Linked DNA regions of Homo sapiens: region 2 is linked to region 1. A link is a loop called in an ENCODE intact Hi-C map of the cell type or tissue named here. Cell type or tissue: dorsolateral prefrontal cortex. All regions are shown on one strand.

Region 1 (8,000 bases):
TAAAAATAAAAATAAAGAATTTCTTTTTTTAAAAAATCAGATTTAAGAATTTTTTTGCATTTATCAATGAATGTAATGTGACCATATAGTCTATAACCTTTGGATGTGTTATATTATGTTAATAATATTCATGTTATTAAGCCACCCTTGGATTTTAGGAATAGGTCAGCTTGGCTGTGTGAATTGATCTTTTATGATACAGCTATTTTTGATTTGTTAAAATTTTGTTTAAAGGTTTTACATCATAAGTTAGACAAGTCAGTTTCTTTTTCGAGAACTATCTTTGTCTAGTTTTGGAAGGAGGCTGATCTTACTTTGAACACTTAAATGTAAAGGCTTTTATTTTTGCACCCTATGTTCTGGAGCAGTTTAAATAACATATGTTTTAATGAAATTTGCAAAAAATGTGCCTCTAAAACTGTCTGATTCTGTACCCTTTAATTGGGTGAGAGGGGGTGCTTTTGGACTTTTTCAGAGTTTTCTATAACTCAGTCTAGACTAGTTTTTTATTTTTTGTTGAGGGAGTCTTGATAATTTGTATTATATATTTTTATGTCAGTGACATTTAGATTTTAAAAATTCAGTAGCAGAAATTTGTGTGCTATCTGCAATATGTATATTTGCTTATTCTCTGGATTAGTTTTTTCCAATTTTTTGGTACTTAAAACTTATTTTGTTGTTTTATAATTTTAAAAAGCTGGTTTATTCATTATTTCTATTGGAATTTTTTATACTTATTAATTTCTCTCTTTACCTCTCTGCAGGCTGATTTTTTTTTCTTTTTCTAACTTCTGGTATGTTTACCTAAATTTATTTTTGTCTGTTGATCAAAGTATTTAAGTTTCAAATTTTCTCTTGATTACAACTTCTGTATTTCCCTTTCAAATTTTAATATTAAGATCTCCTTGTTATTTTTTATATTACTTGTATGTAATGTGGTATCCTTTAGATTAGAATTATTTAGGCAAGAGTTTACATTTTAGTTGGTTGTATTATTTTTGTGAAGACTTTTCTCATTCTTTCAAATTTTAATCCATTTTGTTCACTGATGTGGAATTTATGATTTGCAGTAATTTTTTGTGGCTTAATATCTGGTCAGTTTTGTGCTCATGGGCACTTGGAAAATAATATTCATTCTTTTTAGGCAACATAATGTAACATACATTGTTTAGTGAGGAGAAAAAAAAAAAACCTGTTTTTCTTCCTACTACTCACACCACTTCCCACACTTCTGTGCCCAAATGTGTGGGGATTATTTTCTCCACACATTCCAGTTCTTCTACTCTCCAGACACCAACTGGGTGTCCTTCCTACAATTCAGTTATGATACAAACTACCTGGAGTTAGTGCAGACCTCAAGGATTAAGGACTCAGTCTCCCACGACTGCCCCTCACTACAGATGCCAGTCAAAAGTAGTGGGTCCCCAGGTTACCATACTTCTCTCTGACTTGGTTACAAACAGGGGGTCCCATAACCCTCCTCACTTTGATAATTTGCTATGGCAGCTCACAGGACTCAGGGAAACACTGAATTACGATTCACAGTTCATTATAAAGGATAGATTTAAGGATTCAGATGAACAGCCCGATGAACAGGTAGGTCCAGAAGGGTCCTGGGTACAGGAGCTTTTTTCCCCATGGAGTTGGAGTGCCCCACCCTTCTGGCATGTGGATGCATTCATCACTTGGAAGCTCTCTGAATCCCGTGTTTTGGAGATTTTTATGGAGGCTTCATCACATCGATATGATTATTAACTCAGTTTACATCTCCTTTCCTTTCCCTTGAGGATGGAGTTTGGGGCTGAAAGTTCCAAGCTTCTTATCATGACTTGGTCTTTTTGGTGACCAATCCCCATCAAAGAGTACACCAAGAGCTGCCTCATTAGAATAGAAGTTGTTTCTATCACCAGGAAGTTCTAAGAGATTTAGAAGCTCTTTGTCAGGGAGTGGGGTCAAAGACCAAATATTAGAACAAAAGATGTTTCTGGCACCTCCATTGCTTGGGAAATGACAAGGGTTTTAGGAGCTCTGAGCCAGGAACTGGGGGGTAGAGACCAATATATATAGAGAGAGATTTCTTATTATTTCATATTTGGCTGGGCATGGTGGCTTATGCCTGTAATCCCAGCACTTTGGGAGGCTGAGGTGGGTAGATCACAAGGTCAGGAGTTCGAGACCAGCCTGACCAACATGGTGAAACCCCATCTCTACTAAAAATACAAAAAATTAACCAGGCTTGGTGGCACACACCTGTAATCCCAGCTGCTCAGGAGGCTGAGGCAGGGGAATAGCTTGAACTCGGGAGGTGGAGGTTGCAGTGAGCTGAGACTGTGCTATTGCACTCCAGCCTGGGTGACATAGTGAGACTCTGTCCCCCAAAAATATATTGTTTCATATTTAATATTATACATCTATTCAACTTTCTATATCCTTGTTTATTTTTTGTCTTCTCTATCTACCTAAGACTTAAAAATACTTAATAGTCTTTCAATTATGTTGTGTTTCTGTCAAGCCTTCATTTAAAAACTTTTTTTTTCTATTTTAATACAATGTTACTTGGCACACAGAATTTTGTAAGTTTTCCATTTTCCTTTTGCATATCTCTTTAATAGTATAAAATTATCACATTTATCTCATTCAGCATCTTTTGCCTTGAATTCTGTTTTTATATTGGTTTGAATTTGCTTGATGTATGTTTGCTTTTTTTTTCATAAATAAGAGGTTGGATTTTGTTGTTTGATCATTTGTCTTTTAATAGAGGAGTTTAACCTGTTTAAAATTCTTACAATTGATGTGTTTGGGTTTTTATGCTTTCTATTTTTGTACTTCTTTATTGTTTTCTTTATTTTTTATTTAGTGTGACACTTATTTTAGCTGTGGAATCCAAAATGTAAAATGCAAAAAAAAAAAAAAAAAAAGAAAAGCCCCTAAACCACAAGATACAGATCACGAGGCATATTCTGCATTGGATTTTTCAGTCTTGCTCCATCTGCCTTAAGTTTAATAGAGATTCCTTCCAGATTCTGATGATAAGTTGTCTATTGTGAGTTTTCTTCTTATTTCCATGTATTTGTAAGTATTTAACTAGGAAGTTAGTAGAAGCTATGGGAGCTGTTTAGGTAGATGTAATATTTTATTAAACTTATCTTTAGATTTGTTAGGTCAGTACAACATAAAGCAAATCTTGGTTTGTCTTAACATTAACAGAATTAAAAGAAAGGGACCAATATTTTGGTAAACTAGAATTTAACATTGTAAGCAATTATAACTAGCAATAATTCATTTTAAGGGTGGGGGCTGATGACCAAAGAAAGTATGTGCAGTGGAAACTTCTTCATCTGGAGGTATTTATTTAATTGTCAGACATGATTGAAATGAGGAAGTAGTATCAGTTAGGAGAGTAGCTTATTGTCTGTAATTTTTTTTTTGATTGGGGCGTGCCGGTTGGGGTACTATTTAAGTGTTGGATTCTAGAAAATGTGCCCAATAGAGGTCTTGTTCTTTGGCAGTGTCCCCAAAAAGGAACAGGCTGGCAGTTGCTTCTCTTTCAAGTTGTCCTTTTCTTTGAGCTTTTTAAAAGTGATTCTATTGAATACTTAGTGGTTTTCACAAGTGAATGATCTTAAAATTAAGCAGTTTAAAAATATTTATGTTTCACACTGTATTTTCAATTGTAAAGAGAATACTGCCTTTGAAATACTGAATTTGAGAATGTGTGTCACTAAATAGTGCTGTGTCTGTTTCAATCCATCACCCCCTCTTACCCCCCCATTACTTGGAAGGGATTTGCTGAAATTACCACCAGATGGCAGTCTTGCATTTTAGTGACTTGGAGCTTCAGTACCAAGCTTCTCTTTCACTTTCTCTCCATCTTTGTTTCTCTCAGATTTCTGAGGATTTTCAACTGCCTTCTTACATAAATTGAACATGTTTGGAACCAGGCAATAAAGTACAATTTTGGAGTCTAGTCTGTAGCATTCTCACCGCTTTGCCCACGTTAGTTAATTCAAGTCTCCTCTGCCTCCCTAGAATGGATTAGTCCCCCTGACAAATGTTCCTCATACATTTTTGCCTTTTGGGGTGCTCTTTACAGTTTAATATTATTTAGGTGTGTGGCTTTCCTACATTTCCTTCTTCTCTTTGTAATTAGTGTTATACATTGAGGTACTTTGAGACTATCTAAATATCTTGTTCCTTCTCAAGCTTTTAATGTATTATCAGTATAGACTGGGTTTCCTATTTGACTCAATGAGTTATAATTTGTTGCTATCATTATTTATTTTGATATTCAAATTGTCCAGGATTTGGCCAGTGGGATACCATTAATGCTGGTGTGTGTGCCCTTTTGAGATATCCCTGTCATTCCTTATGGGTGCCCTTGCTTTTTGGCACAAGGCCCATCTTGCTTTTCTCTACCCCTGAATGAAATCTGCCATTTCTTCAAAGAGTGCCATTTTACTTTAGTAGTGAATGATGTTTAAAAACCAAGATCTGGCCGGGCGCGGTGGCTCACGTCTGTAATCCCAGCACTTTGGGAGGCCAAGGCAGGCGGATCACCAGGTCAGGAGTTTGAGACTAGCCTGGTCAACATGGTGAAACCCCGTCTCTACTAAAAATACAAAAATGAGCCTGGCACCTGCATGTAATCCCAGCTACCTGGGAGGCTGAGGCAGGAGAATCGCTTGAACCTGGGAGGTGGAGGTTGCAGTGAGCCAAGATCATGCCATTGCACTCCAGCCTGGGCAACAAGAGCGAAACTCCATCTCAAAAAAAAAAAAAAAAAGATCTGTACACTTGGTATACACATTGCTATTGGGTTATTACTGTTTACAAACTATCTCAATGAACAATTAGGGAGTATATTTAATACATACATAATATTTACACAGTAATTCACATTTGTAGTGGTTTCCATATTTGTAGGTACATATTTATGTATGTGTGTATATAATCACACAAACACACATACACTCCATGAGATTATACTTATACCTTAACTTTCGAGCAAATAACACAGGCTTTATTCTTGTTTTCTTTCCATATTTACAACTTTCTTCTCCAACAGAGATAATTTTGGGCCCCACTGTCCGTAATATATTAACTTGTTTGATCAATTCCAGTTTATGTAATAATCTCCCTGTTGTCTATTTGGACAGATGCCTTCCTCCACCCTATTGAGGGTCTGATATCCCAAATTATTCTTCCTTCCATCCTCCTGCGTGGGTTCCCTCCCTGTTTGTTTTTTTCATTTTGTTTGTAATTTCTAGTTTTAGTACACTGTGACCAGAGTTTGTAATATTTCTGTTTTGTGAAATTTGGTGTTGTTTTCCCTGTGATGTAATATATTATCAGTTTTTGTGAATGTATTGTGCTATTGAGAAGATATATTACTTATATCATCTTATATTATATCTTAATATATTATCATCAAATTCCAAGCAAAGAAGATATCTTTGCTTAAAATTTGCTGATAATATATTGTCATATATATTATCAATTTTTATGAATGTATCATGTGCTGTTGAGAAGAAGATAATAAAGAATATATCTTCTTCACATAAGAAGATATATTTTTCATCTGTATCAGGATGAGACATTTGACATTTAGATGTAAAAATTGCCACATTGATTATGTCATTTGGTTCTCTATATTTTGTTTTCTTGTTCAATTGTTCTATCTTATTCTGAGAGTGGTGTTTTGAAGACTATATCAATAGTATGTCCCTGTCGATTTCTGCTTATATCTTCTGTAGTTTCTGCCTTATGTAGGAGGTTGATCTTATCAGATGCATTGATATTAAGTATTATTATATTTTCATTATGAATTGTGACTTTGTCATTATAAAATTCCTCCTTTTTCTCATTAAATATTTTTTATTCTAAAATCTACTTTAAAGATTTCAACCCCAATTCTGTTGTTCCATCCTCTATATCTTTGCTCATTTTACTATTTATAAACAATTTAAAGTTTGTTATATTCTGTCTTCTAGTAATGCTGAAGGCCTGGGTCATGTGTGGTTTTATATGTGCTACTTATTGAATTTATTTATTTCTTCTTTGGTTGGGATGAAAAATCAAATTCTGAGACTGGAGGATAATGGCAGCCACCTGAATCTGAATCTGAAATCGCAGCTGTAATACTAGACGTGTTAGAAGCATGTATTTTTTTCTACGTAGAGTCATTGGGTGTAAATAACATGCAGCTTACGATAGATGCCTTCAGGTTTATTAGAGCTCCACTTTAAACTTTTCTTGTTCTCCTCATCTGTTAAATGAGGGTGTTAACATCAACTCCAACATTTTACAAATCTGTGATTTATAGTACATTAATGATTATGACCTAAAACACCTCATCTTTCTTTGTATTTGCACATAATATTAACCATGTTCTCAATAAAACTTTGGCCTTTACTTGGATATTATTAGGGGCTAGTGCCATTGGCACTCTGGCAATTTAATATTTTGATTATCTATATTTGAGGCAAAAAATTTACAGTTTTAAGCACACTTGTTTTACATACATGAAGGTTTATCCTTTCACTAATGAATAAATCTTGCTCAGATATAGGCTTTCCATACTATATCAGGTTGAATAGACTGGTTTATTGAGTCTGAGTTTACCTCATTTGATTGATTCTTGCTGGGGCAACTTACTTTGTCCAAATGGTTTTTGTTACAGTCAGAATATCCAAATATAGCTAACTTCACTGTGACCAGCATTTAATATGATTGTTTTAAATGTGATATGAGAATACATTGTTTTAAATGTAATGTAATAATAATTGTTTTTTATAACATTAGAACACATGAGACAAATCTAAAGTGCTATTTGACCTTAACTTGAACCTTTCACTACTTTATATAGTTAACTTTTAAAAATTGATACATAATATTTGCACATATTTATGGGGTATATGTGATATTTTGTTACATGTATAGAATGTGTCACAATCAAGTCAGGGTATTTAGGATATCCATCACCTTGATGATTTATCATTTCTGTATGTTAGGAATATTTTAAGTCCTCTCATCTAGCCATTTTGAAATATACAATATATTGTTACTGATAGTCACCCAACTCTGCTATAGAACATTAAAACATTTCTTTTCTTGAACTATATATTTACACTCATTAACCAACCTCTCTTCACCCCCCTTATCCCTCCCACACACCCTTCTCAGCTTTTGTATCTATTATTTTAATTTCTACTTCCATGAGATCAACTTTTTTACCTACCACATATGAGTGAGAACATGCAATATTTGTCTTTCTATGCCTGGTTTATTTCACTTGACATAAAGACTTCCAATTCCATCCATGTTGCTGCAAAGGACATGATTTCATTTTTTATGGCCACATTGTATTTCATTGTGTATATATATCATTTTCTATATTCATTCATCCATTGATGGATGCTGAGGTTGATTCATATCTTTGCTATTGTGAATAGTGCTACAATAAACATGGGGTGGGTGTAGGTATCCTTTCAGTATACTGATTTCCTTTACTTCGGATAAATACCCAGTAGTGGGATTGCTGGATCTTATGTTGTTTTATTTTTAGTTTTTTGAGAAATTTCTGTACTGTTTTCCATAGTGACTACACTAATTTACGTTCCCACCAACAGTATGTAAGAGTTCTCTTTTCTCCACATCCTCACTAACATCTTTTTTTTTTTTTCTCTTTTTAATAATTGCCATTTTAACTGGGGTAAGATGGTATCTCATTGTAGTTTGATTTGCATTTCCCTGATGATTAGTGATGTTGAACATTTTTTCATATGCCTGTTGGCCATTTGTATATCTTCTTTTTGAGAAATATCTATGTCCTTTGCCTACTTTTTAATGAGATTATTATGATTATTTTTTACTATTGAGTTGTTTGAGTTCCTTGTATATTTTGGATACTAATCCCTTGTCAGATAAATAGATTGTAAATATTTTCTCCCATTCGACAGGTTGTTTCTTCACCCTGTTGATTGTTTCCTTTTATTGGAGAG
Region 2 (8,000 bases), 350 kb after region 1:
AGAGTAAAGAAATCCCTTGAGCAAGCCATCCATTGCCAATGGTGTAACTCAAAATATAGAGGTGGCTCACTAATTCTGTGTCCTTCATCTCACAGAGCACCTTGTTGCCTAACCTAATCAGTATGCTGGCCAGGACTTCTCTGTGAATATCTTGGCTTCTGTTGTTCGAAGTACCTAGAGCAGAAAATGAACATCACCAGCTATAGAACATATCATATGCCTGCATTTTGACTTGCTTACTAGTAAATGTTTGTATACTTGGCAAAATTTGGTCTGATAGTTGCTTTCACAGCACCTGGAATTTGGTCTGGAGTTGCAACATAGCACTTGAAAGCGAAATTCTAAGGTAGAGGACATGTAAGCCCCCTAATAGCCAGAGACTATCAACAGTTATCAAAAGAAACTAATATTTCCTGAAGAGCCAAATTGCCTTAGGATAATTTGAAACAGGGACATTTAGATTGTTTCTAATCTTATACTATTATAAGTAATGCTGTAATGAATAACCATGTACATAGATCACTGTGCATGTGTGAATAATTTAAATTGATGATATTAATTTGTGAAGCCTTTTGTTGGACACGGAGTCTCAAATTGAGTCATCACATATGCTGTCATATGTATGCCATATAATTTGAAGAAAGAAAAGAGAACGGTTTTATCATTTTAACTAATCCCAATTGTATTATTTGTGCTTACTGTACACAGTCCTCAAACTTGTTTTGCAGCCATTCTAGGTGAAAATTCAGCTGAGAAAAGGCTATGTTGGATGACCTCACTTTATAAGTCCTTTTACTTTTTCAGACCAATTAACTCCTCTGAAAAACAAAACAAAACAAACAAAATACCCTGTCTTAGTCTGCTCTGGCTGCTATAACAAAACACCATAAACTGGCTGGCTTATGAACACAGAAGTTAATTTCTCACAGTTCTGGAGGCTGGGAAGGGGAAAACATTTAAACTATAGTACATCTTGATATACAATATAAGCATAATCTTAAATGTTCAACTGACTGACTGACTGACTATCTGACTGACTGGCTGACTGGCTGACTGACTATCTTACTGACTGACTATATATGACTGACTGGCTGGCTGGCTGACTGACTGGCTGACTGACTGACTCTCTGACTGACTGGCTGACTGGCTGACTGGCTGACTGACTGACTCTCTGACTGACTGACTATCTTACTGACTGGCTGATTGACTCTCTGACTGGCTGACTGACTGACTGACTGACTGTCTTACTGACTGGCTGACTGACTGGCTGACTTTCTTAGTGACTGGCTGACTGACTGACTGATGATCTGACTGACTAGCTGACTGGCTGGCTGACTGACTAACTGACTATTTGAATGATTGACTGACTGGCTGACTATCTGACTGGCTTACTATCTGAGTGACTGACTGACTGGCTGACTGACTGACTAACTGACTATCCAGCTGACTGACTAACTATTTGAGTGACTGACTGGCTGGCTGACTGACTGACTGACTGACTGACTATCTGACTGGCTGACTATCTGTATGACTGACTGACTATCTGACTGGCTGGCTGACTGACTGACTGAGTGACTGACTGACTGACTTTCTGACTATCTGACTGACAAACTGACTGACTGATGGACCGGCTGACTGACTGGCTAACTGGGTGACTGACTGACTGACCAGTGACTATCTGGCTGGCTGACTGACTGACTGACTATCTTATTGACTGTCTGACTGACTGACTGGCTGACCAAATGTCTCACTGGCTGACTGACTGTCTGTCTGATGGACTGGCTGATGGGCCTGGGTCACCCTGGAAGAAATATATTAAAGTGGGAGTTGTGGCATCTGTTGCAGGTTGGACTCTTCCTTTCAGCACCCAAGTTATCAATTTATCAGAAGCTCTTTTTTTTTTCAGTAAGAAGCCAACCGTCCCCATGAAAAATAAACAACACCAAAGGAAAAGCAGCTTATAAATTATTGCTAACAGATTTATGGTATTTACAGAGGGCTGATTAAACAAAAACTAAAAGAAAACAAAAGATTAAAAAAACCTCAAAACTTTCCCAAGCAAATCTCTGAGTTTAGGCAGCTTCTGTTGCACCCTCTCAGCTGCAAACAGGACCTACCTGAGGTGAACCTGTGATATAAACTAACTTTTTTTCTACAAATTTTCCCTCTGGTAGTGACCCTTTCTCTCCTTTCAGGTGTCTGGGACCTTGCCCTCTTCACCTCTTTCTTCTATCAAAACAGAGAGAGAGATCTGATAACCAACCATTGACATTTGTTGACTGATGTTGACTGATTATATTTTGACTGGAACTCAAATTCATCAGCACCCTGTCTGAAACAGCCTTGTGAAGTTTAAGCCTTTTAGCTATAATTATGGGATGAAAGGTGTTCCATTCTAGTTAAAAGAATTTCAGGCATCAGCAGATGGGAAGGTAGAGGTGAAGGTCCACTCAGCCACCTCTGAATGTGATCCTGACTTTTTTCGGGGGGGGTATTTTTTCCTACAATAAATCCCTAGCTCCATTGTGGAGAATAATGCAGGGGCTGGCAGAGATAAAGCCAGACCAAGGATTGTTTAGATAAGAACAGGCAGTGACTTCTAGAACCTTCTAGATCTTGCTCCCACCTTCCCTGCTTGATCATAGTCAAATCTTGTTCCTCACTACTTCAATGAAATCCCTGACTTGAACTCTTTCGTTTCAAGTTTTCATGACATGTACTTTACCCATTCTGAGGGTATTCTGGTAGTTTAGTGATTACTTAATACTTTTTTCCTATCTTAAGCTCCTGTTTCTGTCATACTGAAAGCACATTTGGCCATTATCTCTACCTCAGGTGAAGTAAAAAACAGAAAATATGTCATGAATACGTAGCTCATTAATTAGAATTTAAAGGCATAGTTACCAAGAAAGCTTGGGAATTAAGAATCTGGGTTTTCAGTGTCCCTTTGGGATATATATGTTTGAAAGAAGTGTTTCCTTTGAGTCCTAATATCCAAAGTAAGTGTTATCCCTGTCTCACCTATGAGGAAATTCATACTTGGCTGTCTAGTCATTTGCCTAAGAACACCTAGCTGGTTAAGTTGTGGAGTGAAGATTTGAGCTCAGTTATGCCTCGCTTCCAAGTCATGCTCTTCCCACTATGGCATAAGAGTAAAAAATGGTTTTATTCCCCAGGGCTTCTGTATCTTTAGCTATACCAAGAAAGAGATAGTCATCATTTCTAACACTGGGCTGAAATATGCAGGACTTATTTAAAGGTAGCCAATGAGTATCACTATTTTTAATATCTGATTGCTGTCTTCCAAATTTTTTGGTCCAAAATTTTCTGAGAGAAGTTTCATTAATTTCCTGATTATAATGGTCCTGATTCTTGCCAGAAGCTGGCAAAAATAAATGCAAAGCGGACAGAGTAGGCTGTATTACTTTTCAAGCAATAATTATTAATGTAAAAACAAATGAGAGAGAGGTATTTTATGAGACAAAAAGCATGAACGCTTGTTTCTGTCTCGGTGGACATATGTCTTAGTGAGTAGGTTAAAAGTTTACCCAAATACATTTTGGTTATCTGTACAATTTCAAACCTGAAATCGATAAGTCTTATCAGAACATTTTTATGACTTCAGGGAGGTTATCACCATCTTAATATAGTGATGAAGACAAAAGCCAGACCTCAGGAGAGGTCAGAACTGAGTAATCAAATTAACATCTGTTAGGACTGACTCAGTCCAGTCTTCAAGGTCAACATATTCACAAATGTCAAAATGTCTGAATGAAGAGATGGTAATCATTGACCCTGAAACCTTCTGGGGCTTGGCAGGAAGCTGTGGGGGAGATAAATAGCTTTTTGTTGAGATAGCAAATGCATGTTTGGATACATACTTCCTTATTTCTCTCTTTTGAAATAAGAGGAAATGCCAAAGCCAAGTCTCCATTAACCACGGTCCTACTGGATGGTGATAAACAGATCCTTGAGGTCCTGCTTTCCCACAACCATCTTCTCTGGAATTATAATTCAGAGCTCTTGACAGATATTATTTACCTGTTCTTTCTTTTACTTATTAACCCTGAAGAGAAATGGGAAAGAGGTGGGCATTCCGAAAAAGAAAAGGGGAGAGAGGCATGGCTACTCAATAGAGGGATACAGGTCCAATTTTGCACTGAAAAGCTTTATATTTCATACAGTTTTGCTATACCATCGTTAACCTGTTAATCTCTCTTTTTTTTTTTTTTTTTGAGACGAAGTTTTGCCCTGTCACCCAGGCTGGAGTGCAGTGGTGCGATCTCGGCTCACTGCAAGCTCTGCCTCCCGGGTTCATGCCATTCTCCTACCTCAGCCTCCCTAGTAGCTGGGACTACAGGCGCCCGCCACCACACCCAGCTCATTTTGGTTTTGTATTTTTAATAGAGACGGGGTTTCACCGTGTTAACCAGGATGGTCTTGATCTCCTGACCTTGTGATCTGCCTGCCTCGGCCTCCCATTAACCTGTTAATCTCTTAACAAAGTCTATAAACTGAAAGCTTTTTGCACTGTAGATTAGAAATTGAATTTCTACTTGTAATAGAAATCTGGACTTGGATTTTTATTTTTTTAAACCCAAAACCTTAGTAGAACTGACAAGGGTACTCTTTACAGTCTACAATTTAGGGGCCTAAATGAAAATTGAGGTGGTGTAAATTCCTGAGGACGTAAACTTTATCTGTTTTTCCAGAATGTATTGCTAATGCCCAGAGAAGTGGAGAAGTAGGTCATCTCTGTCACCAGCTTAAAGTCTCCAGGTACATTTTCTCTCAAAAAGTGAAGCAAACCAGTTCACTGTAATGTGATGAACATAGTGATGGTAAGTTTACTGTGATAAGGGAGATAAACTGCGCTGGAGGTTTGAGTTCTCGTGTTAAATCTTTTAAAGAAGCTCTGATTTTTTTGGGAGTGAGAGTTAGGGCCTATGAAACCCCCTTTTTTTTTAATGGAAGAATCAACAAGTACCTTACTCATTTGTCAAATGTTGGTGCCAATCATGGCTGACTGGCAACTTGTTTTTGTGCCCATTGAGATTGACTTGACTTTTAACTGGGATATATGGGCAAAGATCATGTGGTGATGGCCACTTCTCTATACTGGCCACAAAACAATGACAATTATGGAATATAGTTAAACGGACATTATAGCTCAGCTACATGGCTGGTAGGAGAAAAGAGTTTTGCTGCTGCCTACAGATTAAAATAACCCATAGAAAATCACACAAAATAATTGTAATCAGCAGATAGTAATTGGCTATGTCCATGAGACTTGGCCGTAGTCTAGCTGGTTTACCTGGGTATGTAGCATGCAGTAGTGAAAAAAGCAGTAGGACTGGGATGAGAAACCTGAATTGAAGTGCGAACTCTGGCACTTATTAACTGGGTTTACCTTGAGGAACTTACTTGACCTGTCTGGTTCCTGGTTATTTACCTCCTTAACAACATTGTCAGGGGTCCTGCAGGATTTTTCTGAAGGAAAATGTTGCCCTTCAAAATAAGACCCTTAAAGAAAAGATGCGTCTCTCAGATTTCATCCTATAAATTATCCATAAGGTAGATTTCCTACTATGCTTTTCAATCCTAAATTGGCTTCTGCTGCTATTGGGACATTTCCAAGCAAACTCCCCCTGCCAAACAGCCAGTATGTTTATGGGAATAAATAGCTGAATTCTCATGCTCTCACTCTTCAAGGAGAAAAAGCACACCTTCCAAGCCATATGCGGAGAAAATCTCCAGTGGCCTCTCTTATCTTATCCTGATGTTAAACATTCCTGGTCCTACATAAATCCATTAAAGGTCTCCTCCTGCCAACATATATCATCACAGCCTGCAGCAATATTGAGGATAATAATAACAAGTGGTAAGTGTGACATGGCCTTTGACATTCCAGCAACCTCAGATTCTTGATTTTATATGGAGTTGCTGGATTCCCTTAGCCCCATTTTTAAAGATTGTATGCAAGGCATGAGCTGCTGGATTAATGAGATGGATGTCTGTTTCACAATGAGGTTAGGAAGTAACCTAAATTTTGATAAAAGTGAGCAATGTTGTTAGCAAACGTGCTTATAAGAAAAGTCTCAGACAGGCATAGTGGCTCACACCTGTTAACCCCAGCACTTTAAGAAGCTGAGGTGGGTGGATCACTTGAGCTCTGGAGTTCGAGGCTAGCCTGGGCAACATGGTGAAACCCTATCTTTAAAAAATATATATATATATATGTAAAAATTAGCCAGGCACGGTGGTGTATGCCTGTGGTCCTAGCTAGTCTGGTGGCTGAGGTGGGAGGATTGCATTGAGCCCAGGAAATCTAGGCTGCAGTGAGCCATGATTGTATCACTGCACACCAGCTGGGAGTGACAGAGAAAAACCCTGTCTCAAAAAAAAAAAAAAAAAAGAAAGGAAAGAAAGAAAGAAAGAAAGAAAGAAAGAAAGAAAGAAAAAACTTTGTAAACTTTCACTTACAGAAAAATATGACGATTCTTGGTGTAGATGTCTTTTGTTTAGAAATCTGTGATTATTTTCTTAAATTGTCAAATTAAAAAGAAATGGCATAAGAATCGTATTAAACTCAGGAAATGGTAGTATTTGGTTATATTTTCCTTTCTACTTTTCCCATCATGCATTTCCATATCAGTAGGCATTAAAAGACAGTGACCACATTTTTGCAGATTTCCTCTTAGAACAGCGGCTGCACCGTGTGAACTAGCAGAGTAAAGAAGGGACTAATGCGTTGAACTTCAGCCGTATGCCAAGTTCTGTGGTGTCAGACTTGATTTCCTCATCTGTAAAATGTATCAGGATAATAATAATGCATGCATTTTTCAGTCATTGGGAGCGTTGATGAGAAAAATATAGATGAGTCTAGTAAGGCAAGATTGTCTTTGAGGCAGGTTCTCACTTCTTGAAACATCTCGGTATTCTGAGTAGATCAATGTCCCTGAAGTCCTGGGGTCAAAGTTTTCTATTAAGGAAGAACTACGTAATCATGCTTAGTAACTGGTAGATGACTCATAACTTCTGAAAGTGAATTGTCCTAAGATGTATGTTTGGTTGAGATGGAAGTTTAAGAATCGATCCTTAAAGATGATGGTTCCAGAAGTGAGACACCGGCAGGGGCAGATTCTTTTGGGGCATGGGTGGCAATGGAGAGGGTGGGCAGAGTCAGCTTCTTCCGACAGCACACCACGATCTTCCCCATCCCTGGAGGATGGCAGTGGCTGAGAGGTGTTGTGCGTTTCCAGCTTCGTCATAGAGCCAGCTGGGGTACGCACGTTCCCTTGAAGATGCTTCATGGCTTGTCCATGAGAGGGCACTGGTGCTCTAGCTTGCCCTTGCCAGAGTCTGTCTGAAGATAGATCAGGAGTGCTTGGCCACTTGTACCACAGCTGTGGCTATGTGCATTGGAAATTATATAGAGGGAAACTCAGGGGCTCTGTCCTTTTGCCCAGCTTAGTATATCTGTGGTCTTCAGACTCTGGCTGCCAACTGATAAACCTACTGCCCATATGTGGAAGAGCAAGTGCCAGGTGTAATGGGTATTTATACAATTAGTGCAACAAGTCTGTAATTCAGTATTATACTTGAAAGAGGCACCAGGACCCCACTGCCCCACCCCCCGCTCCTGCAGAAGCCCTCCAAAGGAAGGAAAAGGGACTCTCGGCGGCTGGCAAGATGGCAGAATAACAGCTCTGGTCTGCAGTTCCCAGCAAGATCATCACAGAACGTGAGTGATTTCTGCATTTTCAACTGAGGTACCCAGCTCATCTCATTGGGACTGCTTAGACAGTGGGTGCAGCCCACACATGGCAAACAGAAGCAGGGTGGGGCATTGCCTCGCCCAGGAAGTGCAAAGGGTCAGGGAACTCCCTCCAATACTCAAGGGAAGCCATAGCGGACTGTGGCATGAGGAACGGTGCATTCTGGCACAGATACTATGCTTTTCCCAAGGTCTTCGCAAACCACAGGCCAGCAGATTCCTC

Evidence for each region. A loop is a pair of places that touch in the nucleus more often than their neighbours do. Peaks named below come from ENCODE experiments on the same cell type or tissue, not always from the same donor. Only the 100,000 strongest peaks of a DNase experiment are listed, where the experiment ranks them.
Region 2: it touches region 1 in a loop (7-fold over the local background); 10 of 110 quality-filtered maps call a loop at or near these places.

What each region holds. Positions count from the first base shown.
Region 1 is chr9:85,606,074-85,614,073 of GRCh38, reverse strand. The region is part of intron 17 of AGTPBP1 (ATP/GTP binding carboxypeptidase 1); the gene reads left to right. Among named protein-coding and RNA genes, the nearest start is that of AGTPBP1, 130 kb to the left of the region's middle. In dorsolateral prefrontal cortex, CTCF peaks have their summits at 3,601 and 3,806 (motif pointing right); a DNase peak (open chromatin) is centred at 3,792; H3K4me3 peaks cover 482 bases; H3K27ac peaks cover 5,031 bases.
Region 2 is chr9:85,258,290-85,266,289 of GRCh38, reverse strand. No RefSeq gene overlaps it. Among named protein-coding and RNA genes, the nearest start is that of AGTPBP1, 480 kb to the left of the region's middle. RefSeq lists enhancers at 7,476-8,000, 7,488-8,000. In dorsolateral prefrontal cortex, a CTCF peak has its summit at 7,329 (motif pointing right); a DNase peak (open chromatin) is centred at 7,329; H3K4me3 peaks cover 437 bases.